Regions from separate parts of the Mus musculus genome. Here region 1 is linked to region 2. Evidence: chromatin loops called from intact Hi-C (ENCODE). Cell type or tissue: heart. All regions are shown on one strand. Each heading gives the region's core, and the rest is flanking DNA. Links, peaks and the distances in the headings are about the cores only. Region 1 holds the start of Ubxn1 (UBX domain protein 1). Region 2 holds the start of Eef1g (eukaryotic translation elongation factor 1 gamma).

Region 1 (14,831 bases), core at 3,009-11,008, 95 kb after region 2:
TCTGAGTCAGAATTTTAACATGTTCAAAGCTATAGAGTATGTCTCAGGCTGTCCTAGATTAGAGTGGAGACCCTACCACCGCAGCTGTGAATGACTGTGTGGTGAAGTGATGGGCTGTTGAATGGCTATAGGTAAAAACTTCTTAAGCTAAGCCTGAAGACATAAATCCTAAATCCAGCCCCTGGAAGCCGTATGGTGGATGGAGAGATCTGACTTCTGTTTCATCTAACCTCCACAGGCATAGCCATAAACAAACAAACAAACAAATGGCTCCTCATCCTCCAGGATTTCACTATAGTATTATTCTTTCAGTGTCTGAACCAGTTAAAGTATATTTTGGAAATGTCACTGAGAGCACAAACCATTGAAGCAGGCCTGGTGGCACAAAAGCCAAGCAAGCAAGTCATAGCAGCTGGAACTACAGGGATTAACCATGTCACAAATCTTTTTTTTTGGTTTGTTACTGAGAATTAAGCCCCAGCACCTTGGGCATGCTATTAAACATTATCCATCAGCCAGGCATGGTGGCACACACCTTTAATCCCAGCACTTGGGAGGCAGAGGCAGACGGATTTCTGAGTTCAAGGCCAGCCTGGTCTACAGAGTGAGTTCCAGGACAGCCAGGGCTATACAGAGAAACCCTGTCTCAAAAAACAAAAACACAAAACAAAAGAAAAACATTACCCATCGATGAGACCCACCTCTACCACATATACATATATATGTGTGTGTGTGTGAATATGGATTTATGTATATTTTTACAACACATTTTTCATTGAAGGTTCTTTTCTATGTCTATGTAGCCCAGGCTGGCTTTGAACTTGAAGCAGTCATCTGATCTCAGCCTCTCAAATGCTGGGTAGGATTACAGGCTTGTGCTACTACTAGCTTCATTTTTGTATTCTAGAACTTGTAATTTTCAAACAGTAGCAGCTGAAAATATCTTTGTGGCTAGAGATAGGACTCACCTGCTTGAATACTCAGCTATCATACATCAAATTGCAAGTCTGATTCCCCATAATTTAGGAATGGTATGCTGGTAATGCCAGCACTGGGGATAGTGGAAGCAGCAGCAGACAACAAGCAGGGTCCAACATGGTAGTACACACTTGGGAGAAAGAGGCCTAGTCTCCACAGAACATTCCAGGACAGCCAGGGCTATACATTGAGACCCAGTCTGCGAAAACCAGGGGGGAAAAAAAAATCAAAAGTTCAAAAAGTATATGGCTGCATAGCAGGTCCAAAGTCAGTTTGGGATACATTTGTCTGTCTCATAACACTTAATGTTTCTGTGGTGCAAACCCAGAAGTGAACACCAGAGTTTGTTCTAGCTGCTAGTGTCAACTTATATTTACCCGTGTATGTTTTTTGTTTGTTTGTTTGTTTGTTTTTTGAGACAGGGTTTCTCTGGGTAGCCCTGGCTGTCCTGGAACTCACTCTGTAGACCAGGCTGGCCACGAACTCAGAAATCCGCCTGCCTCTGCCTCCCAAGTGCTGGGATTAAAGGCTTGCGCCACCAAGCCCAGCTCCGTGTATGTTTTTAAGGCAAGGTCTCTGTGTAACCTTGTGCGGCCTGCCTCTGCTGTGTGCCAGGTTTAAAGGCATGCACCACCACAGCCTGGCCTATTTATTTACTTTCTTTACACAGGTGTTATTAACGGCCTCTTATGAATTGTGGCCTCTTCTCTGCACCCAGGAATAAGGACAAGTCAGCAGAGATTTGACAGACACTAGGGCAGTGGAAAACACACCATAAATCTGGCAGATAAGGTCTTGAGCCAAGCAGGGCATGGAGACACACACCTTTAATCCCAGCTCTCAGGAGACGGTATGACTACAGAGAGGCCCTTTCTCAACAAAACAAAAACACCCGACCTAGGCTTCCCAAGTGGGTGTAAAGGTTCTTATATTTGTGACCAATGTCAGACTGGACCACACCCTGTAATGTGCTGGTCTGATCTAAAATATTAAACTTGACCACAATAGTCTTTATATCTTAATATATACACATGAAGCACTTTTGACTATAGGACCTGGAATCCCAGCAGGCCAAGGCAGAAACAGAAGTTCAAGGCCAGCCTGAGAAATACAGTTAAGACCCTACATGAAAAAGTAACTTGGGGATACAGCTAAGTGCTTTCTCAACAAGCATCAAGCCCTGGGTTCAATCCCCAATACTGCAAAAAGTGTGGTATGTATACAGTACTCATTTTTTCAAGCCAGGGTCTCTCTGTATCCCTGGCTGTCCTGGAACTACTCTGTAGACCAGGCTAGCTTGAAAATGAAGAAATCCACCTGCCTCTGCCTCCTGAGTGCTGAGAGTAAAGGTGTGCACCACCACACCCAGCTTAAATTTTTTTTTTTTTTGGTTTTTCGAGACAGGGTTTCTCTGTATAGCCCTGGCTGTCCTAGAATTCACTTTGTAGACCAGGCTGGCCTTGAACTCAGAAATCCGCCTGCCTCTGCCTCCCGAGTGCTGGGATTAAAGGCATGCACCACCACGCCCAGCTTAAAAATTTTTTATAAAATGCATTTGTGTTTTGGCTGCATGTATATATGTGTATCACGTACCCATGAAAGTCAGGTGTCAACTTCTGGAACTGGAGTTACAAATGGTTATGAGCCATCATGTGGGTATAGAGAATTGACCTCAGGTCTTCCTCAAGAATAGAGCTCTTGGGCTGGTGAGATGGCACAGAGGTTAAGAGCACTGACTGCTCTTTTGAAGGTCCTTAGTTCAAATCCCAGCAACCACATGGTGGCTCACAACCACCCGTAATGAGATCTGATGCCCTCTTCCGGAGTGTCTGAAGACAGCTACAGTGTACTTACATATAATAAATAAATCTTAAAAATAGAGCTTTTAAGCACTGAGCCAATCTCTCCAGCCCCTCAAAACACCTTTTAAGATTTTTTTTAATTCGAGTGCTTGTACATGCTTATGAATAACAGGTGCCATATAAATCCCCCCACTGCTAAGCAGCTAGTCAATCCTAGACAAACCTATTGCAAACTGAAAAGGTCCTACTTTAACTGCCCTCCCTTTATCTTCTCATATTGCCCTTCTCAGAAAGGCAGTTCTGGAAGGAGCCAGGCATATACAGAACTCAAAGGGTCTATTTATTAGGAAGGAAACGTCAGTGCTTTATCAAAGATGAAGAGGTTAGAAAGAGATGGTGGGATGGAGAACCCTCAGCTGGGACACTTCTTGGCCACAATGAGGACAGCAGAAGGCACGAGTCCTAAAGATGGAAAAGAGTTTGAATTACAAGGATACTTAGGGCCTTCAAATTTCTGGACTCTATAGTATGAGTCCATTAAACCCCTTCTATCCCAACTGACTACCCACCCTATCCACCCCAACTGCCCCTCATTCCTTTAAGCGCTAACTCCTGGTCTCACATAACATACCCAGTTCCTGCAGAGGCCGTTCCATATCAGCCTCTGAGAAAGCCCGTCTGGGGAAGCCACTGAGCAACTGCACAGGGTCCTGGTCCTGTCCAGGCTCCTCCCCACGGTGAAGCTCCACGTAGAGCCTCACAGCTGCCAGCTGTTCCCGGGCCCGGAAAGTCTGGGTCAGTGAAGTCCCATCAGGCAGCCTAACCTAAAAGGCAAGAGAAAGATGCAGTACTATGAGCACTGAAACTGAGTGAGGACTAAGTATGGGGTGGCTTATGCCTAAAGCCTCAGCACTTAGGGTTAACAGCACAGGCAGATTTCTCAAGATAAGCCTGGTTTACACAGCTTCAGGGCTGGAAGAACAAATTCAAGGCTGGCATCAGGTACACACACAAGCCCCTGTCTTAAAACAGAACTATGACTAAGCAGGGTGAGGCCAGATAATGGCAATGCCTATAGTCACAGCACACAGAAGAAACAGGAAGATCACCAGAAGCTAGAGGTCAGCTTGATCTTCATAGTGAACTCCAGGCCAGGACTGTGTAGCAGGACCCAGGCCCAAGAATAAAATAGAGCAGAGTGGTGGCACATGCCTGTAATCCTAGCACTTAGGCAGAGGGCAGGGATAGCTCAAAAGTCAAGACCAGTCTAGTCTACGTAGTGAAACCCTGTCTGAAGTACCCAAGAAAGGAAAGGAGGTACTAGAGCTGGCTCTGCTTCCCTTGGAGCATCTGAACCAGGACAAATACTACTTAAAGGACCCGATGAACAACCACTCATGCTCCACCGCAGCAGGTGATGGTAATGGATTCGATACCTCACAAGACAAGATGGAATTACTTTTAAAAGTCACTGTGAGGACCATATTATGAAAATAGCTGTGTAATGAATCTAAAACTGCTTAGTAAGGATGAAGTAAGGATTTAAATAAGATGGGCAGGTGAAATTTGATCTTTCCAAAGAGTAGAGGAGATAGGATTTCAAAAGTCATGTACAAAGAAGGGAGAGATTTGGCAAAGGGGACTTAAGCGTGAACAGCTCTGGGCTGTCTGGCACTTTATAAGCCAACACGGGATTCCAGAAGCAAGACGGTCACTTGAAAACAGTACCTGTATACGACACTGGTCATACTCCCGCTTAGTAGGGGGCTCCTGGCTGGGAGAAGAAGGAACAGGACCTGGGTCTGTTGCTGGTGGGGATGACCGAGAACCCACACTACCACCATACTGAAAGACAAAATGGAACACTACCTCAGAGGGAGCACACTAGTCTAGCATGTATAAAGGGTCACCCTCCAGTACATGGGCCAAACACACACACACACACACACACACACACACAGAGGTTTGGCAGTTCACAGCTTTTAGTTAGAGTACTTGGAAGGCTGACGCAGGAGAATACTATGAGTCTGACACTAGTCTGGGCTAGAGTAAAATTGCCTCAAAAAAATCATGCTAAGCACACTTTAAGGAAATTAACCCACATACTCCACTATACCCAGACTTTCTAATCACCCACCTTCTTGGCTCTCTCTGCTTTGTCCCTTTCAATTTTTTCTCGAACCCTTTGTCTAGAATAGAGACAGGAAGAAAATAGGTCAGACATGGACAAGGCAAATCTTCATTTCTTTCCCAATTAGCGACCAATGAGACTTCAGACCTGGCAGCTAACTCTTCAGCCTTTTCCCTCCTGCGCTCCTCCGCAGCCCGGCGCATCTCATCTTCCTGCAGTTTCTGTCGTGCAACTGACAGCTCTTGCCCTTGTCTCCTCCGCTGCTTTTCTCGTTCTAAAGCTTCTCGCTCCTCTCTTTCTTCACGTTCCCGCTGCTTTTGTGCCACAAGTTCCAACATTCTGTTTTGCAGAGAAGAAAGAGGTAAAGTTGGACATGGAGTGGGAAGGTGAGTTTAGACTGAGAAATTAACAAAATAAGGGAATACGGGCTCCAAGACAGAGGAAAGGAAACAAAACCAAAACAGTAATATAAAGAGGACAAGCAGGGCCAGACCTGGTGACACACGCCTTTAATCCCAGCACTTGGAAGGCAGAGGCAGGCAGATTTCTGAGTTCGAGGCCAGCCTGGTCTACAGAGTTAGTTCCAGGACAGCCAGGACTATACAAAGAAACCCTATCTTGAAAAACCAAAGAGGACAAGCTAGGTGGTAGCAGTGCACGCCTTTATTCTCAGTGTTCAGAAGGCAGAGACAGGTAAATCTCAAGTTTGAGGCCAGCCTGGTCTACAGAGCCAGTTCCAGGACAGTCAGGGATAGAGACTCTTGGCTTGAAGAAAAAAAAAAAAACAGAACAAAGCCAAAAAAAAAAAAAAAAAAGTGTAGTTTAAAGGTAGAGCACAATATATCATGCATAGACCCTTGTGGGTTTTTCTTTCTTTCTTTCTTTTTTTTTTTTTTTGGTTTTTCTGTTTAGCCCTGGCTGTCCTGGAGCTCACCTTGTAGACCAGGCTGGCCTCGAACTCAGAAATCCGCCTGCCTCTGCCTCCGAGTGCTGGGATTAAAGGCGTGCACCACCACGCCCAGCGTGGGTTTTTCTTATTGTTGTTGTTGGTTTTGTTTTTAAAGAAAGGGCATAGTGATGCATATCTATAATCCCTGCATTTGCAAAGGAGAGGCAAGAGAGTTGGGATTTCAGGGGAATCTGCAGCCACACAGGAGTTTGAGACCAGTCCTGAGCTATGTGAGATGTTTCCTGGTGACTTGCAGCACACCCTCAAAACCGGAAAGGTCAGGTTCTATGATCAGACTTGTTTGTATTTGAGAGGAAGGAAGATGACCCATGACCCTTGGTAAAGTGTGTCACTGGGCTATGGTGGCCCAGGCCTGTAATCCCAGCACTAGAAGAATGTGGCTTCGAATTTAGCCTAGGCCGCATACGGGGTTCCAGCGCAGCCTGAGGTACACAGCTGGACTGCGTCTCAAAAAAATAATGCAAGGCACAGTGAAGGCCACATCTCAGCACTCTGGAGGCGGAGGCAGGAGGATCCGGAGTTCAGCCTGGGCAAGAGTTAGGCAGACTCCAAACAAAACACACACACACACACACACACTGAACTTGCCAGTCACCTCTTGGTCTGTTCTTGTCTCTCCTCTTCAGTCAAAATGGGTCTGCTTTCTCCAGCAGCAGACCCAGAGCCTGCAAACAAGCAACCAGGATTAGTATTTAGAATAAGATCATTCTGATTTTCTCGGGGCCCTTTCAAGGTCTCTAGAATCACAAGATGTCTCCCAGTCAGGACCTTCAGGGCCAACTTGCTCTGAGGGCGTGGGTTCTCGTCCCAGGACATGGCTGAGGGGAGTCTCCAGAGGCTCATCCACATCGGGGTCGTCTTCATGCTCCATCAGCCTGCGCGGAGAAAGTAGGCAGGGGTTGGTTAGCCTGGAGGCCACCTTGCCCAGCGGCTCCCAAACTCCCGCCACCCGTGCGGGTCGCCCGCTCACCAATCCATCGCAGCCTCGATGCCCTGGTTCCCTGTGAGGGCCAGAGCCTTCTCCCTGGGGGCAGAAACACCGTGAATAGCGCCCACCAGCCATGGTGACAGTCAGGCCGGCCAGGCCCGCGGCCTCCCACCACCGGCTAGGGGGAGGCTCCCTTACGCGCGTCCCCTGGGAAAGCCCATCTCGATGAGGCTCTCCAGAGCCGTCAGCTCCGCCATGGCGCCCGCCTCCGCCTCCGCGGGGACCTGCGGGGACCAGAAGGAAGACCGCAAGGGTCAGCCCGGGGCGACTCCGCCCGCGACGCCGCCCTCCCGGCGCTCGCTAACTCACGGGGCGGGAGACCCAGGGACGAGGGGGGAGTAGACAGTGAGTGGGGAGAGCGGAGGGGAAGCGGAAGTGCCCGGTCTGTTTGTGTCACGTGGAGGCAGGGTGGACGGGTGCCGAAGAGAGCCAGAAATGTCCTTCCTGGTGGGCGGGGACTTTGAGGAGGGACAACTGACAGGAAGGAGACCCACCCACGGGGAAGAAGCTCCAGACAGGCTTGAGCCGGTTTGCAGGCTTTTAGGATTCTAAAAGAGAGCCTGGCTATGGATCGGCGGGTAAAAGCACCTGCCTTCAAGCCTAATTATGTGAGTTCGATTCCTAAGACCCACGAGGTTGAGCACAGAGGAAAAAGGATTCCTGTTAGTTGTCCTCTGACCTAAGCACACGAGTCGGGGCGTTCATGATAAACAGTAAAAGTTTATCTCTCTCTCCCTCTCTTTCTGTCTTTCTCTCTCTTTCTTTCCTTTTGGTGTTTTGAGACAGGATTTCTCTGCATAGTCCTGGCTGTCCTGGAACTCGCGCTGTAGACCAGGCTGGCCTGCAATCCAATGAGATCCACTTGCCTCTGCCTCCGGAGCGCAGTACTGGGATCAGAGTGTGTCGCCACCACCTCCTTGCATTTTTTAATTTTCCGTTTTCTCTTTTACTTCTCTTTCTGTCTTTTGGCACCAAGACCAGACAGGCCTCAAACTCAGAAAAATCTGCCTGCCTCAGTCTTCCAAGTGCCAGGACTAAAGTTGTGTGCCACCACACCCATCGGTGATGTATGTAAAAGAAGTTGGGAGGAGAATAACTCTTATATATATTATTAGTAAGTTATTTATCAGAGTCTAGGGAGTAGGTCTAGTGGTGATTTGGTCTAGCATGCTTGAGTCTATGTTCATCATCATTGTTATCACTGTCTTTGTTTTTTGAGACAAGATCTCATTATGAAGCCTTGGCTGTTCTGGAACTTTCTAAATGGATCTGGCTTTAGAGACTGATCTCAAACTCAAATATCAGTCTGCCTCTGCCATCCAGAGTGCAGGGATCAAAGGCCAGAAACATCTTGCCCAGCTATCTTTTTTTTTTTTTTTTTTTTTTTTTTTTTTTTCGTTTTTGGTTTTTCGAGACAGGGTTTCTCTGTGTAGCCCTGGCTGTCCTGGAACTCACTTTGTAGATGAGGCTGGCCTCGAACTCAGAAATCCACCTGCCTCTGCCTCCTGAGTGATGGGATTAAAGGGGTGTCTCACCACGCCTGGCTTGCCCAGCTATCTTAAAACCTTTCTTTTTTTAAAAAAAGATTTATATTTATTCCATGTAAGTACACTGTAGCTATTTTCAGACACACCAGAAGAGGGCATCAGGTCTCATTGCATATGTTTGCGAGCCACCATATGGTTGCTGGGATTTGAACTCGGGACCTTCGGAAGAGCAGCCAGTGCTCTTAACCACTGAGCCGCCCTTAAATTAAATCTTGATTTCAGAATACCCTGGTCTCTATGAGACCTCAAAAACCCAAATCTTAGGCCTTTGAGATGGTTCAGTTGGTAAGACACCTGAGCTGGATCTCTGCAACCCTCGTTGGAAGACGAGAACCTGCTTCTCCACGTAGTACTTTTGTCCCCTGACGCTTAACCAACAAGGATGACATGCAGGCTCCACTTCCATCATACGTCAATAAATGTGATCATAACTAAAAGGAAAAATGAGGCTGGATGTGGTAGTGCACACCTTTGATCCCAGTACTTGGGTGACAAAGGCAGTTGAACTCTGAGCTCAAGGCCGTATGGTCTACAGAGGGAATTCCAGGACAGTCAGATTCACATAGTAAGACCCTGTCTCCCATCTATCCCCTCTCCCAAAACAACTTTTGAAATCAAGGTGTACAGCAGTGTTTATCAGGAGCCATAGATAATTCATACTTGGACCTGCTCACACTGTTGAAGGGGATCTATTGCCAAAGGGATCTTGGTGCACGGTTTTAGTTTGAGAGCAGGATAAGTGATAGTGACAGTGATACTTGGCTGGACAGTATGTACGTGCTAGTGTTGCTGTGCAATGTCTTGTCCAGCTACTCTGTACATGATATAAAACAGGCCTTGGTCCTCTGGGCTTGCAGTACCGGCTCTCTGCCCAAAATGTCCTGACTCTTCCCTCACCTTAGGTAGCTCTATAGCATTTCTCATTTCTTTAGACTACCGAGCTTTGATCGCCTACATGGCTCTTTTTTTCTCTTCATCGGTTTTTCAAGACAGGATTTTTCTGTGTATCCCTGGCTGGCCTTGAATTTAGAGAGATCTACCTATTTCTGCTTTCCAAGCGTTGGGATTAAAGGGGTGAGCCACCACCACCTGCGCTTTTTTTGTTTATTTTTCTTCTACTGCCAGGATCTTCTGCGCTCATATGCAGCCCCAGTTGGCTGTTCTGCTTGGGCTAACCCAGGTCATGGCAGTTCTGCTCAGGCTAACCTGGGTCATGGCAGTTCTGCTTGGGCTAACCTGGGTCATGGCGGTTCTGCTCAGGCTAACCTGGGTCATGACGGTTCTGCTCAGGCTAACCCAAGTCATGGCGGTTCTGCTTCCACCTCCTCAGTATTAGGATGACAAGTGTGACTTACCATGCTTGGCTTTCTGTTTTCCTTCTTTTTCTTTTTTTCCTTTTGTTTTTTGTTTTGTTTGTTTGTTTGTTTGTTTTGAGACATGGTCGCACTATGTTTTCCTTTGTTTTTGTGATGTGATGTCACTATATAGCCCTAATTGGTCTGGAACCCAGGTCCTCTGCAAGAGCCGCATCTTTAAAGCTAATTCTCTTCAGTCTTCCAGAAGAAAGGCAACAGGACAGTACAGCAGAGTTTTGTGGAACTGCTTACAATATAAATAAGACATGGAGACTTCTATGTAGTTTAAAGCTGTTGGCCTTATGCTGGGGTAGACTGAAAGGCTCTGAAAGGAGTCCCTCGCTCAGGCCTCTATCAATGACATCTATCTTGCCAATTTCAGGGCTTCTTTGACCTTTTACATTCTGTCAGGGTCTTTCATTCTCTCAGCTAGCTTTTATCCTAACCTGACTTTCCTGGCAGTATCCCTGCTACATGACTAGCTTCTTAGCTTTCTGTTTCACTCTGGTCTCCCTTCGTTTTTCTCCCATGTCTGCCTCGAATCTCCAGCCTCTATGCTTGTGTCCCTTGTCTCTCTGTCTGAAAGTTCTGCTGCTGTACTTCCTGCCCCAGCTATTGTCTGTTAGCTCTTTATTATAACCAACCAGAGGTTAGATAATGCCAGACCATCTCTTAGACTGCCTTTAGACAACAAGAGTTGCCTGACTTTCACATTTTGTGCAGATATTGAAAGGACATTTACAAATAGAAAAGCGGTGATGAGCCATAGAAGTGACAATACCAAATCTTGCCAGCATTTAGCTCTCTGCATGCACAAAATTAAAAATACAAAAACACACCTCAATACAAGGTAAGGAAGGTCACCCCAACAGAACACAGTAAACATTTGCCCAAGTTAAAGCCTAACTAGGCTACTCCCTGGCTTTGTGACCTTAGATTAACGTTCTGTGTCTGTTTCCTAATGGCTATTAGTATGTATATTGTAGAGATTCTGATAAAGTAAGAAGTAATAATTATGAAAATCTTTAGTACATATGTTATCAGTTTCAATAATAGCTATTATTATTATATACCTCTTTTTTGTTTGTTTTGTTTTTTGTTTTGTTTTTGTTTTTTGTTTTTTTGAGACAGAGTTTCTTTCTTTCTTTCTTTTTTTTTTTTTTTTTTTTTTTTCTTTTGGTTTTTCGAGAAAGGGTTTCTCTGTATAGTCCTGGCTGTCCTGGAACTCATTCTGTAGACCAGGCTAGCCTCGAACTCAGAAATCTGCCTGCCTCTGCTTCCCAAGTACTGGGATTAAAGGCGTGTGCCACCACTCCCGGCTTATTATATAACTCTTAATAATCCTTAATAAACACTTGTGTTCAGAGCTGTAACTAAGCCAGGCAGATGTCTAAGAGTTGGAGGCCAACCTGATCTACATAATGCCAGGCAGTGGTGGCACATGCCTTTAATCCCAGCACTTGGGAGGCAGAGGCAGGCAGATTTCTGAGTTCAAGGACAGCCAGGGCTACACAGAGAAACCCTGTCTCAAACAACAACAACAACAAAAATAAAAAACAAAAACAAAAACAAAACAAAACAAACAAAACAACCCAACAAGTTCCAGGCCAATTAAGGCTACACAGTGAGAAGAAAGGAAGGGAGGGAGGGAGGGCGGGAGGGAGGGAGGGAGGGAAGAAGGAAGAAAGGAAGGAATAAAAGAAGAAAAGAAGGAAGGGGTTTACTCAAAAGAAATTGCTTTAAGCCAGGCATGGTGGCTAACACCTATAATTCCAAAAACTTGTGGCTGACACAGGCAGGAGTATATCAGTAGTTCAGGGCCACTCTAGGCTACAGAGTGAGACTTTATCCAGCCTCCAGCCAGGGTTACACAGAGAAACCTTGTCTCGAAAAACCAAAAAAAGAAAAGGAAAGGAAAGGAAATGAGAGGAGAGGAGAGGAGAGGAGAGGAGAGGAGAGGAGAGGAGAGGAGAGGAGAGGAGAGAGAGGAGAGGAGAGGAAAGGAAAGGAGAGGAAAGGAAAGAAAGGAAAGAAGTAGGCCTACTGGTTTTAGATAACTTCTTCAGAGGACTCACAGACTATTAAAGCCAATAAAAAGCATTTGCTGGCTGATGGCCTACACAAGGAGTTGCCCAAGTTGTGTATCCCCACTATTTTTTGCATTTAAGGCAAGCAAAACAAAAAGCAACAACAACAACAAAAAAAAAAACAAACAAAAAACACACACATCCTGGTTGACATACTTCAGTTAGCAAGAACTGTTAGTGAGAAGTGAAACTATAGAAGCCGAAAAGCAAGGTTAGTATACTGAGGAGCTTTCCTGGACACTGGATATAGACTAGGCTTTGTTGGATTAAGCCGCATGCCGGGTTTTAAGGTCAGAATGGTGCTTCATTAATGGTCAGGTATTAGGGGCTACTAAAGTCCAGGGCCTGTTATATTCTGTGTTGGTTTTATGGGCGTGAATCAAATCATGGACTCATCTTGGAGCAAGGAGTTGTAAATACATTGTGTCCTTATCATTCCTATGTTGAGCGCTAGAAGTGAAAGGATCACTGCCCCAGCCATGGCTATAAGTAGAGCAGTTAACCAGGGGGAGCAGGACAACAAAGATTAGTACCAATTGTTAGATTCTTGACATCTCTTTTCTCTTTCCTGAAAGTTATTTCTGACCATAGCTACATTTTCTCTCTAATTATCCCTGACTGGTTGACATAGAAAGCAACTAGTTTCTCCCAGTGCCATACATAGAGCTCCTTTCAGACAACTCCTTGTCTCATCAAAAGGTGATCCAGCCCTGTGTGATTGATTCTGTAGATTGTCAGCTAAGGAACCTGTCTGGGCTTCCAATGGAAAGCAGAAATGTGTAGATGGCCCAGGTCTGTGTCAGGTTGAGCACTGGATTCCATAAAGGTTTCTGTTTGTTTGTTTTTCAAGACAGGGTTTCTCTGTGTAGTCCTGGCTATCCTGAAACTAGCTCTGTAGATCAGACTAGCCTGGAACTTACTTTATAGACCTGGTTGGCCTCAAACTCAGAGATCTGCCTGCCTCTGCCTCCTGAGTGCTATGACTAAAGAAATGTACCACCACGTACACCCCATGGAGGTTCTTAAAGTTTTTGTCCCCCATTACTAGTGCTGTAGTTCCAACTGTAACAGAGTCCTTGATACCTACCCCCACCAACAGAGCAGGTAGAATAGGGATGGCTTACCACTCACAAGAGGGCCCTGTCCTCTTCTCCATTATAGACAAACATCTGAGGTGTGACATACATGAGGATGCAAAGTAGTGTGCTCTCCTTACTGTAAAGAGCTCAAAAGCACACTGGGTTAAATACTAGCAAACAAGCCAAGTGGTTTCAGGGGCCTGGAAATGCATTCATCTACCATTTCTGGGGTTGATCAACTGTGTGTGGCTACAGGAATCTGCATAGAGAAAATTTTCTAGGAGGTATCTTGGTAGAATGAAGCAGGCACGGTTCCTTTGGAAATATCCCAGTGTGGGCTTAGGGTCGTCCTATTTACAGCTGTTTGAAAGTGGAACCAGGGGGCTGGTGAGATAGCTCAGTGGGTAAGAGCACCCGACTGCTCTTCCGAAGGTCCAGAGTTCAAATCCCAGCAACCACATGGTGGCTCACAACCATCCGTAACAAGATCTGACTCCCTCTTCTGGTGTGTCTGAAGACAGCTACAGTGTACTTACACATAATAATAAAATAAATCTTTAAAAAAAAAAAAAAAAAAAAAAAAAAGAAAGTGGAACCAGTTTGATTCTAACATAGTATGGGGTCTTGAGGCCCAGGCCCAGTCAGCAGTCCTGACATATATTTGGTTGAGAATGATTAAGGAACAGATGTCCTCGTTCTTGTACTCTGAACACAGAAGGGCTGCTTCCACTATCTTCTCTACCTTGTTCTTCAAGGTTACCAAAGGAATTCCAAATTGGAATTCTGGGGAGTTGCCAACTGAGGGGGCTCATATTCCAGGGGTATAAAGATGGTCTTTAAAGCCGGGCGTGGTGGCGCACGCCTTTAATCCCAGCACTCGGGAGGCAGAGGCAGGCGGATTTCTGAGTTCGAGGCCAGCCTGGTCTACAAAGTGAGTGCCAGGACAGCCAGGGCTACACAGAGAAACCCTGTCTCAAAAAAACCAAAAAAAAAAAAAAAAAAAAAAAAAAAAAAAAAGATGGTCTTTGTCTAGTAAAATTGCCTTCTAGTGTGGACCATTCAGGAATAGCATAACCCATCTACTACTGGTGTTGCCACTGTCGTCGTCGTCTTCTCCTCCTCCTCCTCCTCCTTCTTCTTTTTTGAGACAAGGTCTCTCTTTGTAGCCCTGGCTGTCCTGGAACTCACTTTGTAGACCAGGCTGGCCTCGAACTCAAAAATCTGCCTGCCTCTGGCTCCCAAGTGCTGGGATTAAAGGCGTGTGCCACCACTGCCCGGTGTCACTGTCTTCCTGTTCCTTCGTTCAAGGCAGAGTTTCTTTGTGCAGTCCTGGCTATTTTGGAAACCACCCACTCTGTAGAGCGGGCTGGCCTAGAATTCAGAGATATGTCTTCATCTGCCAGGGACTAAAGGTATGCATCACTACAACCCAGCTATTATTATTTCCTGTAGCCTACTTTAGCTGGAGGTGGTGGGTCCACCAGGTGGCACCAGCAATCTGTAAGGGTGGTGAGGACCACCGGTAAGGGTTATTTTTTTTTCACCATGGTTCCAGGGGCTGAGTTGGAATCCCCTTTATTCACACAAGGTAACCAAGGTGTACCTTGAGGCAGCCTGGCTCCTGATGCTGAAAAGAAAGATAGTGCCCGTGTTCTTGAGCCTACCTTCACTATACTGTTGCATTTGGTACCATATATGTGCTTTGTTAGAAGGTGCTCGGGCGGTTCACAGTCTGAGAATGTATGTGAGTGAGGCAGTACCCATATTCTCAAATTCAAGTCATGGCAGTTTCATTTCCCCTGAAAATAAAGGGGTTTGGTGTTTCGATGTTGAATTTGTTTTTGTTTTTCGAGACAGGGTTTCTCTATATAGCCCTGGCCATCCTGGAACTCAG
Region 2 (14,831 bases), core at 4,332-12,331:
AGCCTTTGATATATTAGAATCTGTCCACAAAACAAAACAACTGGAGAGAGAGCTCTGGTTAAGAGCACTGACTGCTCTTCCAAAGTTCCTGAGTTCAATTGCCAGCAACCCACATGATGGCTCACAACCATCTCTAATGGGAACTCATGCCCTCTTCTGGTGTATCTGAAAACAGTGACAGTGTATTCACATACATAAAAGGGGGAAAGAAAAAAAACCTTCCACAAACCAACAGCAAACAAAAATCCTAAGGGAAAAAACACTTTCAGCGTCCCATCATGTAACATTAAAAAACAGACATTTAAATAAACATCCTCAAAGGTATGCCAGCAAGACGGCTCAGTGGTTAAAGGTGCTTGCCTAGTGACCCGACTTTGATCCCCAAGACTCACAGACTCATTCCAATTGTCCTGACTTCATACACATCAACGCTGCGCCTCTACAGTTTGTCTACGGCTGGCAAGAGCAGGCACACACTCACACATAAATTGTAAAAAAATTATTTTTAAGGAGAAAAGGCAGAAGGAGCAAAGCTGTTCAAAGATTTTGTTTTATTTCGCTTTGTTTATTTCCTGTCCATAATATGGATCAACTTACTATGTGTAAGAAGTGTCTAGATTACAACAACATATGTTAGATACACTGTAGATTTACTTTTTACATAACAAAACTTTGCTCATTAAATCTATCCTGGTGCAAGGCTGGAGGTTAGTAATTTGAGTTCAAAACTCAATGTATTCTTAAAAAGCAGGGCTGCAGATGTCCTGAGAGGCTGAGCAATTGTCTTAAATGAGCTGGGGTTCCATCCCCGGCACCTTCCAAATCTTCCATGCACACACACAACTTAAATAGCAACTACAGCTGGGCAGTGGTAGTGCATACCTTGAGTTCCAGCACCCGGGGGTCAGAGGCAGGAGGCTCTCTAAGTTCCAGACCACTTGGTCTTCAGAATGAGTTTCAGGACAGCCAGAGTTATACACAGAAAACAGTCTCAAGCCCACCCGCCACCCCTCAAAAAAAAAAAGAAAAAGCAGGAATGCTACATCTGAAGTCTTCTTGGTCTCATACCAAAAAAGCAAACAAAAACTAGAAATTAGGACTCTCAGACAGAAGTCCCTGTCCTTTGGTATAATCCTTGCTGCAATTTCCAACTCTACAGTCAAGAGTATTTCTACATGCTGGTTTACAAGGCAATCACTTAAAACATCACAAAATGTAGGTGGGTCAAAACTGAGCCTGCATGGCTGCTCTGTAGTCAACTTGACCAGGCTAAATGAGTGAGTGGACCCCAGCTTTCATGTCTCTCTGCCCTTCCCAAAACAACTAAAGGGACGGATATTTTGTCTCGTTTTCCCTTTGTTTTTCCTCAGTTGTCCCAGCAATGAAAAAGTATTATGAAATAGACCATTATTGTGCACAGGAAGGTGGCTTTAGGAAGGGCAGAGATGCTAGACTTTGGGGACACACCTGTAATGCTAGTACTTGAGGTGCAAGGGCACAAGGTCCAGGTTCAAGGCAGCCTGGTCTGCACAATAACAAAGGAAGGCATGGTGGCATGCATCATGCTTGGGAGGCACAGGCAGGTCTATAGACTGCCTTTGAGCCACAGGAAGACCCTATCTGAAAAAAACAAAAACAACCCCCACTACACTCCACTTTAAACAGGCTTTTGTCCTTCTGTTAGAAAAATTCCAAGAGGCTGAGGACATGGCTCAGTGGGTAAAGTGCTTGCTATGCAAGCATGAGGAACTGAGTTCAGACCCTCAGCACAACCTGGACACATGAGACCTGGACTATACTTACACCCATCAGTATTGTAACAACCTAACATCGTAGCCCTAGATGTGAGAAGAGCACCAGCTTACCTCTTGGGCAGGTGAGCGAAAGGGTCCTTGGCCTTGGGCTCAGCAGCCAATGCCTGCTCACACTCATCCATCTCTTCCTCAGGAGCTGGGGCAGCTGCCTTTTTTTCCTCCTTCCGCTCAGCCTGGGGTTTCTGTTTCTCCTCTCGTGAACCCTTTTCTTTCCTTGGGGTATCTTTTTTAGGCTGGCTCTCTGCAAACTTCTTAGCTAGCAAAGGATGGAAGAAAGTAAACATACAGCCTCTTTCTTTTTTCTCCCAAACCCGGCAGCAGGCAGGGAAAGTGATGGCTCGGACAGCCTAAGAAGCCTCAAGAAGCAAAACACACATCGTCACACAGCACTGCAGTTTGATGTAAACGTCAGTTACTGGGTGACACCCACGTTCTCTGGGTGAACAAGGCTATGCAAGTCAAAGGGTTGACAGGCGCCAACTGGACCCTGACCCTATCACATGCCCAGTCTCTTCAGACTTACCATCAAACTGAGCCATCTTCTCACACAGCTTCACCTCCCCCAAGATAGCCCTGAACTGGGGCTGGTTAATGCAGGTAAGGAACCACCGGTTGGTATTGGGGAAGGCCTGGCGAAAAGAAGGCTCTAAGACCTGCCAAGAGGGAATGGCAGAAACAAGATCAATAATGGAAAGGCCATGAACAGATTTCAAACCACAGCAAAAGCCCCTTACCTCCAGGTCCACTGTCCTCTCCATGCCACATCAGAACCTTAAATGACTACACCTCCAGGAAGACTCCTTTTCAAAGAAAAGTTTTCAAAGAAGACTCCTTTTATGTGTATTGAGTGTTTTACCTACATATACACATATACGACATACATGCAGTGTTCCCTGAGGCCGTAAGACAGTGCCAGGATCCCTTGGAAATGGAGCTGTAGATGACTGAGGCATTATATGGGTGCTGGTAATTAAACCCTGGCGGAAGGGTGGCCATTGCCCTTAACCACATAACTGTTGAGCTCTTTCCAGTATTCTCTGTGTTTCAGTCAGCTTTATTACATAACCCAAGTGAGCCTTTCACATCAGGATCCTCCCATCTCCACTCTGCTGTGCTGGGAGTATAGGCGCTTTCTCCCTCGTCTTTAGTTCAGTCGAGGATGGCTGTTCCCAGTCCTTCATGCACCATTGCTACTTAATGATTTCATATTCTGCTCTTTCATCTATTCTTTTCTTTTAAAGTTTTATTTATTTCATGTAAGTGAGTACTGGTGTGTCTTCAGCCACACCAGAAGAGGGCATCAGATCCTATTACAGATGGTTGTGAGCCACCATGTGGTTGCTGGGAATTGAACTCAGGACCTCTGGAAAAGCAGCTGGCGCTCTTAACCACTGAGCCATCTCTCTAGCCCCTCTTTCATCTATTCTTAATTTTAAAAATTTCATGCCAACAATCCCAGCACCAAGAAAGCAAAGCAGAGGCAGGCAGAGCTGAGTTTTAGGGCAGCCTGGTCTACAGAGAAACCCTATCCCCCCCACCCCCCCAAAAAAGATTGAAAAGGCTGTAAGAAGAGCCTGTCTAGAGTACCGGGGGGGGCTAGGAATGTGGCTTAGTAGCAGGTGACCCAGACATTGGTCAAGGCACCGGGTTCCAAATCAGCACCCAAATGGGGTAGAGTGGGGTGACTACCACACTTATTTTGCTATGACAACCCTCCAAAAAAAGATACTTCGTGTGTGATGCTAGGAATGGGACATAAAGCATGCCAGGTAAATCACTGGGCTCCACGCTAGCCCCGCACTGCGACTCTAACACACACAGAAGGCACAAGCAACCCAAGACTAGATAGAGCAGCAACACAGCACGTGCCCAGCAGACACAACACAGTCCTTCCTTCAAACCTCGTCCTTGAAAAACTTACATTCATTCTTATGTTTTAGTGCTTTTCTTCCAAGTATATCTGTGCCCACTTAGATCATAAAACACCGGCTCCCCGAGTTGGCGTTATATAGTTTTAAGCTGCCATTTGTGTATTGGGAAATAAACATAGCCTCTGCAAAACAAGAACTCTTCGAGTGCTGAGCCATCTCTCCTGCCCCACACTACCATCTTACAAGCTCCTGTTTGGTACTTTTCTGTATCTGGGTGTCTTGCCTGTGCGTTTGTCTATGCACCACGTGCATTCCTAGGGCTCACGGAAGCTGGAACATCAGATCTTCTGGAAATGGAGTTCCAGTTGTGAGAAGCGTGTGGGTGCTGAGAATCCACCAGAGTCCTCTGGAAGAGCAGCAAGCATTTTTTAAAACTATTGACTCATCTCTCCAGCCCCTGTCATTTTCTACTTTGTCAAAACAGGAGTGGGTAGAAGGGTAAATCATGGAGACAGATCACAGAATTCAGTTAGTCACGCACCGCAAGTTCTGCAGTGACTTGAACATGTACTTGCTGTGTGTTGTGGCCATGGAAGGATTATAATGAACCCTGTGAGGCACACCAGTCTGGCAAACAATGGCATTTTTTTTTGTTCTCACTGGACTGTAATTCTGAACCAGAATGGGTCCAGAGCTGCTGCCGCCTAGAAATCAGCAACACAATATTAAAAAAAAAAAAAAAAACAAACATGGGGGTTGGGGGCAGCTGGGGATGGCTACCTGGTTTGATTCCTAGCACACACATAGTAGCTCACAGCCATCTGTAACTCAAGCTCCTTGGGATCTGCATGCATGCACACACATATGCAAATACATGTAGACATAAGCTGAATACCACCTTGGACTTATCACAGATAAATAACTATGAGAATTCTTATACCACTGCATCTTTAAACACTGAAGTTAAGACAGAGACCTGAATCTGCCTCCAAAAGCTCTCGCTGCTGCAGTCACTATCCCTGTCTCTTACATCTTTGATTTTTGCTTTCTATTTTTGATATCACTATGTAGCCTAGGGTGGCCTTAAACCAGAATGATCCTCCTGTCTCAGTATCTCAAGTGCTGGGATTACACAAGTATGAGCTACCACACGCAGCCTTTATCCATCTTTAATAAGATGGAAACAGTCACAGTTCTCACTGTTGGGATCCCTACAATCATTAACTACTGGTCTGTCTTAAGCAAAAACAGGGTTACCCTAATACAGGTCTAACCCCTGTCACATGGGATATAAACCTTACCTGTTTATAGAGCCACAACAGGGTACAGACAACTGTAATATCAGCCAGTGTCACTCGCTCGCCCACTAGAAAAGTTCGAGTCTTCAAGTGAGTGTCCAGCAGCCCCAGGATTCGCTTCACCTCCTCTTTCGCATTTTCAGTGGCCTGTTGTTTTGAATACTCAAGCTTAGTGGGTACCAAGTCCCTTTCCTCAGATCCCCCCACCAACAGAACTAAAGAAGCCATTTAACCAGCCATCGACTCAACCCCCACCCTCTATCATTAGACTCTAGAATCAGTTGAAACTTATCAGAAATGAAATCACTCGTGTTAGATATCTTCATGATCAACATGACTTTATTTGCACCATACTGATGGTAGCCACTTTAGTCTGCATTGCCCCCACACTCCTGCTATCTTTTCCTTCATCTGTCTCCCAGTCCCAAAATGTAGGCTCTGACTCTATCTCTGGCCCAGCTTCTCCCCAAGTTCCAAAGCGTACCTGTTTGTTGTGGTGCATAATGCCCAAGGTGGGGAACACCCAGGTACTAGCTGGAGGAACGATGTCACTGTCAGCAAAGCTGACCCACTGCACCACCTGAGCTGCCGCCTCTGGCGTACTTCCTCGCAGCTCCTCATTGCTTACTGCAAAGGCAGACATAGAGCTTAGAACTTTGACCTCATGCCAAAACCAAGCCGGGTCTCTGATTCCACCTTGTCCGCCACAGCCGCTTCTACAGCCTTACCCCCATACCCTCTCACGCCTGTATCCCCACAAATTACCATAATAGGCAATGGCATTGCTCTCAAACACACAGAATCCATCATCACCCTCAAATGCTGGAACCTGTGGAGAAAGTAGCAGAAAACATAAACACAGAGATTTCTCAGTAGCCAATTCTCCAGGCTGAATTGTTCTAAATAATATGTTAAGACAGACAACTCTTGCTACGCTAATTCATGACATCTCAAGCTCAGAAGTGAAAATTACTTAGTATCCCTCATGATATGAATTCACAAGGGTGAAATTCAAACATAGCTAAAGTGTGGTGCCCCATACCCTTGTCTGAAACCAGCCAGCAAGCTACTGAGACCCCACCTCAAAATAAACAAATTCAGATATGGATGCCACCCAACAATCCCACAGCTTCACTGCCCAAATCATTAGGTGCCATCCAGACTTAGCATTTGCCTCTATATTTAGATTTGGATATTTAGCTCTACTCATGCTCTATGGGGTAAGAATCCAACTCTCAAGACATACTTAGTACATACATACAGATAACACCTGGTGAAAATACATTTTATCCTACAAATATAAACCAGGCCTGGAACTCCTGACAGTCACTGAACAGCTGTGAATACAATGGAACTTCATAATTACAATGGAGACAGGATCTTACTATACTTATAGGCTTGCTTCACACAATCTCCCTGCCTCGGTCTCCGGGAGCTTTCAAAATTATTTTTTTCCTTTGGGCAGTCAAGTTCAGAGGCTTTAATAGGTTACATTCCTAGCCCCTTAAAATTTCTTTAAAAAAATATATATATAAATAAATACACACACACACACACCATGGGGGCCATCTCCAGAATAATGGAATTCTAGAGATCCCAGATGCTTCCCCACTCACCTTGCCGGCAGGAAATTTTCGGAGAAATTCAGGGGTGCGGTTGGTTTGGCCAAAGTGGAAGTGGGGTGGTGCGGAGAGCACGCGGACCTGAGCCCCGCTGTACTGAGCAGCGATGAGGGCCTTGAAGGCCCTCCAATTTTCAGGGTATGTGTACAGGGTCTACAAGAGAAAGGGTGAAGGATGGACTAGAGGCAAGGAACCCTGAATGCCACTCCCCACGCACACTTCCATGCAATTCCAATGTGCACAGCTTAGATTCACTCCTAGTGAACCGAGTATGCCCCATGTAATCAGAGTCCTCTGAAATACCAAGAAGAACATCCCAGCTGCTAAATAAAGCTTACCGACAGATGTGACCTCTCTTAAGGACATCTCTAGAGGCATTCTTCCCTTCAAAACTTCTGGTCCCATCTGCCTAAACACACGAACACTCACACCCATCTCTCCCAGAACCCTTGTTTCATTCATTGGCGGTGACCCGGAGTCTAACTACTTCCAGGCTGCTATCACTTCAAAAGCACACACACAGACCAAGGGATTTCAAAGTTCCCCTCAGAATCGACACGCTGAATTCTAATGTTCATCAGTTATTCTTCCTGAAATGCCTTTCTTTGCACATGGCGAATTAGCAACCCTCTGGTCCTGTCCTGCAGTGAGTTCCCAGTTGTCTCCCTACTAAAATCTCACCAGCAGGGTCCATATGGGCTCACTTCACCCCCCCTTTATTCCTCTGGCTCCCAAACCTCCCCGAAGGTCAACTCCCAACGTGCCAGTCGCCCCTTCCCACAAAGACCCTCTCCTTTCCACGTCCTCGTTGTTGTCCCACAAAACGGTGGCAAAAGTTCCACCAACCTGCTCAGACGCCACACCTCAAAATGGCAGTGAGGTTAAACACTTTTTAAAGGTCCAGACAATGGAGACCCAGCATCTTTTTTCTCCTCAACCCCAGAACGTTCCACCTCTAGCCTCTGAGCCCCAGCCTCAGTTCCCCTCCAGGCCCTAGAAACCATGCTCTCCGACCGTACGGCTTGTGAACCCCAGATCGGCTCGCGGCTTGGGTCTGAAACTCCCCTGGCGCCGACTGGCCCCACTCAGGCAAAGGATGGCGGTGGATAGGGTGACCCTAATCACCGGAGCCGGCAAACTTACCCCAGCCGCCATGGTGATTCCGCAGAGAAAGGGGGTGGGGCTGTCGGTGCTGCCGCAAAGTAAGCCGCAAAGGAGACAAGGGAGGAGGAAAGGAGAGAGCAGTGTGGAAACAGCGGCCGGAAAGCGAGGACGGCATAAAAGGCATACGCACGACAGTTCCGTCTACAGCCCCGCTGAGTTGGAAAAAGCGAGGGGTGGGGCCCGCAGCCTGGAGCGCAGAGAGCGGGCGCCTGCGTAGTATAACTCTGGACGATCCTGCCCCGCCCGCGTCGCCGACCAATCGGAAGCCTGATAGGAGACGGAGCTCACCCAGGGAGGGGAAAAGTGTGAGAACCCGGCGGAAGCACCGCCCCTCGAAGGCTGGTATCTGGAACCCGTGACAAACTACAGGAACTGCCTTAAGGAAGGGGTGGCAATTTACTGAATTCCTTTTGTTCCTGTTCGGGTTTTTTCTGTAAAGGGTCTGTCTGTTCAGCTGGGGCCCACGGCCGAAAACATCTGAAAGTAGGTCTGCTCCGATTAAACTCCGTGCTGTTAAAACTTACACAACAAAGCAGCACGGACCAACTTGCCACGTCACCAGCACCACTCAGGCTTGGCTGCGCCCCAGAGGGTCGGGTAAGGCAGCCCAGTTCTGATACAATAGTTTACACATATCCAAATTTGAAAATAAATCTTGACTCCAGCTTATGGGCAATTTGAACTCTCTTTCACGTTAAAGGATAGAAAAGACAAACCCTAAACCCAAATTTGTGGTTCCCATCACCTGGAGCAGCAGGACAAGTCTCGTGTGGGCAAAGGTTGTTCTCAGAAATCAGTGCCTTTGCCTCGTGGAGGTGGCACTCCCTAGGAAAGTGCTGGCAAGTGGGAAGGAGAGCTCTGAAGTGGAAGTCATAGGACTGTTTTAGAGTAGTCAGGCCAGAAGCTACATTGAGGCAAAGAAAAAAGGCGTTACCAGGAGGAAAACAAAGACCTCGTAATGGTCTTATGAGGGAGTATGCAAAAGAACATTAAATGTCTGTATGAAATAAACTAGCAGCTTTATTGTTTTTGAGGTTTGGTTCCTCACTTGAGGAGATTTTTAAGTGCTTGAGGGATAAAACCCTGTAGAAAATGATGAAGACCAGGGAACAGGCCTTGGGAGTCCTGGAGTGGGGCCACAGTGAGTGTCTGCTCAGCCTGGGAGGCAGATGCCACAAAGCTGAGGAGGGGCTCCCCCGGCGGCCTCTCTTGCTCACTATTGGGTCCTTTTAGTTCCTGGGTCACACGAGCTTCCATTGCCAGCCACTCTGCTCCTGTGGTGGGACCTCCTCTACCTTCTTCCTTGGTTTGTTGCTGTAATCGTCTCCGGGCACGCCGCCTCCCCTGCCATACTTGGTGCCACAAGGCACAGCGCCAGCTCACTGATGATGGGTGTGATGCCTCCTTCCCTGTCTCACCCTGAGACCCTTCTCCAGCCACTTCAGGTTTCATGGGATTATGCTCAGCTGCCTTGTCTAGACAGTTTGCAGTCATCAGGGGCAACTCCTCCTCTGGTGGTCCCGAGTGCAACAAGGCCCAGTCCTGAGGTGTCTCTCGAACCTCTATTACCATTTCTTCTACCTCATTTTCACTGTGGTCCCCTGCACATCCCTGTGGCTCCTCTTTCCCTTCCTCGAAGCTCTTTTCTTGCCCACCAAGTCTCTGTCTTTTGTTCACCCCTCCCAAGGGAGAGTCTTTAATTCTGGCACCTTCTGACCGTCGTCTCTTGGTTCCCTGTTCTATGTGGCATCCTAGTGCTTCCCTTAACACATCCACCAAAGCCATAATGACCTGTGGAAAGGGGGCAGAGGGTAAGGGGATGAGCTTGGCAGACAGCAGGGAGCTAGGGGAGCTGGGCTGCAAAAGCGGGAGCAGTCCCCAGTCCCGGCCCCGGGAGGAACGCTGCTGGTACTGGAGACTTCGGCAGTAACTGGCTGCTGCCCCACAACAGCTCTGCAGACGTTTAGCCACCCGGCCGGTCACATTGGCTGCAACATTGTGACTCAGGTCAAAGGGGTCCTGGAGATTCATGGGGCCAAGGCGCAGCCCTTCCCAGAGATCAGAAGGCAGGCCCTCTGCCACCATCAATGGCCGACCTTCCCGCAGGGACAGCAGGGAGCCAGAAAGATCCAAGCAAGATACGCAGGAGAAGAACTGGGCCAGCAGGGAACCTGATGGAGGCAGATTAGAAAAAAGGGGGTCACCTGGAAGCCATAACTGGGACATCCCTGCAGCTACTTCAGTGGGACTCTCTTCCCTTCATAGGACTTCAGAAGTGTCCTGAGAAACCCAGCCATGCCCTGCCTGACCCAGATGCTTCTGCTTGGCCTAGAGAGCAGGGAAACTGGGGAATACACCTCTTACTTGCCTGCCCAAGATACGTGTTTTTCCATCCATAAAACAGCTGCCATAGGCTACTATGAAGACCATGCCTTACACACAAGTATAATATATGTCTCTTATTCTTGAGCATGCCTTGCACACAAGTATATGTCCCCTATTCTTGAGCCTGTCATCACAATCAGTTTTCTACCAGGTTCCCCAGACTCACTGAGAGGCTCCACGTTGGTGCTGGGCTCCAATCTTGAGGCATCCTTAGGGAAGCTACAGTCCCAGCCATCAACTTCTACCTGTTCCCCTTCACCTGTGACAGTAAGAAGAGACAGTCAGCCCAGAGCCAGTCAGCCCAGAGTCTGCCATTGATGGTGGCAGAGGGCCTGCCTTCTGATCTCTGGGAAGGGCAGAGCCAGAGATCTCATCTCGGGGCTTCTGAAGTGTGAAGGGGTGAGATGAAGCTGAGGTCATGACAGTAGAGGCCGTTCTGCAGTACCTGCTCTCTGGGTAAGCTGGGCCACAGTAGGAAGTACTGGAGGGTCTCTGGTCTGAAGGAAGTAGATCACTAACAACGTCAAGGCGTAGTTATTGAGAAGGGGGCCACCTCCTGGATAATAACCAATAATTCAAGTTAGGAAGAAGTATTTACAAGCCCTGGTTTCTGTGCCCACCTCTTTTTTTCTTGCTAAATCCCTGCCTTTGCCTGACACAAACTTGGGCCAAGTCTGTTCTCATTCTTACCTGACAGCCCATTATGCTGAGCCCAGCAGCGTAAGGTATACACAAGGGGCCGGACTCGACCATCCATCTCAGAGCAGAGATTCAGGAAACGTGAATTATATAAGGCCAACCTAGGACAATGGAGAAGCAAAGGTGTTAGAAATTTTCCCAAAGTTCTACTGACATAATGATCTTATGAGGGAGTATGCAAAAGAACATTAAATGGATCTTAGGGATGTGGCTCAGTGGTGGGACATTTACCTAGCACTGATAAAGCCCTGTGTTGTATCCTGAGCCTAGGGATGAGGTAGGGGGGAATATGTATCCACTGAACCTTAGGCAATACTACATTCCAAATGCTCACCCTGTACTGTCACCATTCATAAGACATGTTGTTTATTTATATAGGACTGCTCAACGGCCAGGTGTAGTAGCACGTGCCTATAATTTCAATACTCAAGAGATTGAATAGGAATATAGAGACACTGCCTCAGAGACACAGGACCAGTGAGATGGCTCAGTGGGTAAGAGTCTGCCACCAAGACTGACGCCCTCAGTTTAATCCCTAGGAATTATGTTACAAGGAAGAGAACTGATTCCCACACGTCATTCTCTGACTACACTCAAGATGAGATGCGGACACAAATATAAGAAGCATAGTAGCAAGAATAGTTTATTCAATGCAAAGTGATAATACAGATCTGAAAGAAATATGCGGGCCACATGAATGAGAGTATTCGGAGGCCCAGTTATAATCTGTGGCCTCCTTTTATGGGGTTCAAGAGAAGGCATTTGGTTGCAAAGCTCTTAATATACAAAGAAACAAAGCATGGAGTAGGGAAGGAAAAATAGTGAAGGAAAACCCTGTTTACTTTTAACCTAACAGTTCCTAGGTTTCTGTAGCTACAGAACTCTTTCCTACGCTTTTAACCCCAAAGGAGGAGGCAAAGGCCTATGAGCTCAAGGTTAGCCTGTCTCAACACAGGCTGTCTCAAAAAAACAAAACCAACAACAAAAAGCAGTACTGCAGAGTCAAGCATAGCAGCACATGCCTGTAACCCCAGGAGTTAGGAAGCTAAGGCAGGAGAATCACAGGCTTGAGGCCAGTCTGGACAATGGAGCAAGACTCTGACTCAAACGCACAAAGTATTCCAAAGGAAAAAAAAACACTGAAATGGAAGCCAGGTAGGAGGTGACATTCGTGGAAGAAAGGAGGACTGAACCAAAGAAGAAAAACAAATTCAGCAGGCATAAGCTCGTCCACATCAGGACCCCCTCCTCATATACCCCAGACCTTAGAGCCAGCCTTCAACCCCACACAAAAGTACCGGTTACTGAGGGATACATCTCCATGAAGACCTGAAGGCCGATGACAGAACTTGACCACAGGACGCCGGGCAGAGGGCACAGTTTGGACTCGGTACACTCCAGGGACACAGCCACGGAGAATAGATCCCACCAGCTCTAACACTGCTGCTGCCTCCTCCTTCTCGTCCTTTGAGGCTTCTTCTGCTAATTCTAGCTCTTTCCCCTGTTTCCCCTCTTTCCTGTCCTCCTGCAGTGGTGAAACTGGAGGCAGAGACTGAGGAGAGGTGACAGTGTCAGAGCCCAAAGCAGAGTCGGGTGTCTGTGGTGCCAGAGAAGATGGGGTGTCAAAGTCCAGGGACTCAGACTCTTGAACAGAAGTTGGAGACAGTGAGTCTAGAGGAGAAGCTGGGGTGCAGGCCAGCGCCTGAGGATCCAGGGAAGAAGCAAGGGCTGAGTCCAAGGATGAAGTCTCTGGAACCTTTGGAGCCTTTGGGTCTGGCTGTAATGGAGATAAAAGGGAATGAATCCTCCTCCTCCTCCTCCTCCTCCTCCTCCTCTTCCTCCTCCTCTTCCTCCTCCTTCACCTTCTATGTACAGGCTTTACTCTGCAGCCTTACATAACTCATTTATGTAACTCATTCTCCACAGTCCTTTGAAGCCAGGCAATGGTGGTACATGCCTTTGATCCCAGCATTCAGGAGGCAGAAGGATCTCTGTGAGTTGGAGGCCAGCATGGTCTACATAGTGAGTTCTAGGACACCTAGGACTACATAGAGAAGCCCTGTCTCAAACAAACAAGAGAAACAAGGTGTACACACAGCTCAGACTGACCTTAAGACTTTTCCCTTTCCTTTTACGTCTTCGCTTTTTTGCCTGCATATATGTCTGCACCACATGCACGCAATGCCTGTGAAGGCCAAGCAAGGGCATCAGACTCCTGGAACTGGAATTATGGACAGTTGCAAATGGAAGTGTCTGTGCTGGGACTCCAATCCTTGGTCCTCTGGAAGAGCAGCCGGTGTTCTCAGAGACTTCTTTCCACCCCCATGGCCTCCAACTTTTCACAATCCTCCTGCCTCAGCCTCCCAGAGATTTAGAGTCATGCTTTAAATTAGTCTGACAATCAAGGCTGTCCAAAAGACTACTAAAGCATACAGCCTATTGCTGCTGTCCTTAATTGCCCCCCCCAACACCCAGTGTCTGCAGAAGACATTATGGATTTCAGGAATAGAGCCCAGAAACCCCTGAGCTGGAAATGACCTGAATGCTTCCTCTGTGAAGACTAGCATTCATGGTACCAGAAGATATCAGTCAAACTTCCAAAGGAACAAGGCGACAAACACCCTTAACCTGCTATCGATGCCTATGGAACAACATCAATAACCAACATAGCATAATACCCCTAAGAGTGCAGTAGTGACACACATATTTGACAGTAACTGGCAGCTTTCTAATTGGACTTAACACCTGCTCAACCAGAGGATAACCATGCCTGAGAATGGAAACAGATTACCTACTTGGTGCTATGAAGTCATGGATCTTGAAGAGAACCAACAACCACTACTTTATAAAACCAGCATAATCCCTAACAATCATTTTTTAAATATTATTTTTGTATTTATTTATATGAGTACACGGTAGAGTGTGCATCAAATCCCATTACAGATGGTTGTGAGCCACCATGTGGCTGCTGGGAATTGAACTCAGGACCTATGCGAGAGCAGTCAGTGCTCTTAACCTCTGAGCCATCTCTCCAGCCCCCTAACAACAATCTTAAACATTTGTGCTTATAACCACAGGAAGTACTGACTTCACCCCTCATCAAGGAAACTTTTTTTTACAATAGACAGAGATCACTACAGAAAAGCACAGCTAATGAAAATGCAGAATTGTGGAGCCCAGTCCCATCTACAGAACACTCCTGCACCTAAGGCTCGGTGGACATTGTGAAGGAAGGAACTGAATAAAGATAGTAAGAGCCACAGAATCGGGGAGGCTGTGGTGTGTTGGGATGATATGTTTGTGCACTGTGGAAAGGTTATCTCTGTATTATTCAAATGCTGATTTCTGTACCACACAGAGTACAAGCTGCACTTTGATACTGTTATTCTTATGGCTGCATCATATTTTGTGCACACTCTCTTCAACACCTTCTGATTGGTTTAATAAAGAGCTCAATGGACTATAGCAAAGCAAGAGAAAATAGATAGAACTTCCAGGCAGAAGTAGAACTCTGGGAAAGAATTAAGCAAGAGGGATTTGCCAGTCAGACACTGAATAAGAAACAGGTGCTAGTACTCAAGAAATAACAAGCTACGTGGCAGAATGGAGATTAGTTTAATCTAAGAGGTAGTTGGGAACAAGCCTAAGCTAAGGACAAGCTTTCATAACTAATAAAAGGTCTCCAGGAGGCCAGCATGGTCTACATAGCAAGTTCCAAGGCAGCCATAGCTACATGGTGAGACCCTGCCTCAAAAAATACAAAAACAAAAACCCATTAGGCCAGATGGTGATGGCACATGCCTTTAATTCCAGCACTCAGGAGGCAGAGGCATACAGATCTCTGAATCTCAGAATTTGAGGCCAGCCTACATAGAGAAACTCTTGTCTCAAAAAACCAAACAAATAACAACAAAACCAGTAACACAGACTTTTGCTTTTTCAAGACAGGGTTTCTCTGTGTAGCCCTGGCTGTCCTGG

Evidence for each region. Hi-C counts contacts between places; a loop is a spot of excess contacts. Peaks named below come from ENCODE experiments on the same cell type or tissue, not always from the same donor. Only the 100,000 strongest peaks of a DNase experiment are listed, where the experiment ranks them.
Region 1: it touches region 2 in a loop (2.1-fold over the local background); 4 of 42 quality-filtered maps call a loop at or near these places.

What each region holds. Positions count from the first base shown.
Region 1 is chr19:8,863,933-8,878,763 of GRCm38, reverse strand. It overlaps Ubxn1 (UBX domain protein 1), which reads right to left and starts at 7,216. Exons shown (of 9, transcript NM_001362044.1): 1 at 7,008-7,216; 2 at 6,852-6,905; 3 at 6,650-6,756; 4 at 6,477-6,546; 5 at 5,059-5,250; 6 at 4,918-4,969; 7 at 4,509-4,625; 8 at 3,412-3,604; 9 at 3,098-3,242. The coding sequence starts at 7,066. The coding sequence ends at 3,193. In heart, for the core only: no CTCF peak of the experiment used is centred there; a DNase peak (open chromatin) is centred at 7,273; H3K4me3 peaks cover 2,134 bases; H3K27ac peaks cover 2,002 bases.
Region 2 is chr19:8,960,143-8,974,973 of GRCm38, reverse strand. It overlaps Tut1 (terminal uridylyl transferase 1, U6 snRNA-specific), which reads right to left. Exons shown (of 9, transcript NM_197993.3): 5 at 12,152-12,630; 6 at 10,845-10,954; 7 at 10,600-10,710; 8 at 10,321-10,413; 9 at 8,764-9,940. The coding sequence ends at 8,814. Eef1g (eukaryotic translation elongation factor 1 gamma) reads right to left here and starts at 7,933. Exons shown (of 10, transcript NM_026007.4): 1 at 7,749-7,933; 2 at 6,600-6,758; 3 at 5,749-5,812; 4 at 5,468-5,610; 5 at 4,987-5,130; 6 at 2,338-2,467; 7 at 1,866-2,070. The coding sequence starts at 7,760. In heart, for the core only: no CTCF peak of the experiment used is centred there; DNase peaks (open chromatin) are centred at 7,943, 9,033 and 9,702; H3K4me3 peaks cover 3,631 bases; H3K27ac peaks cover 3,853 bases.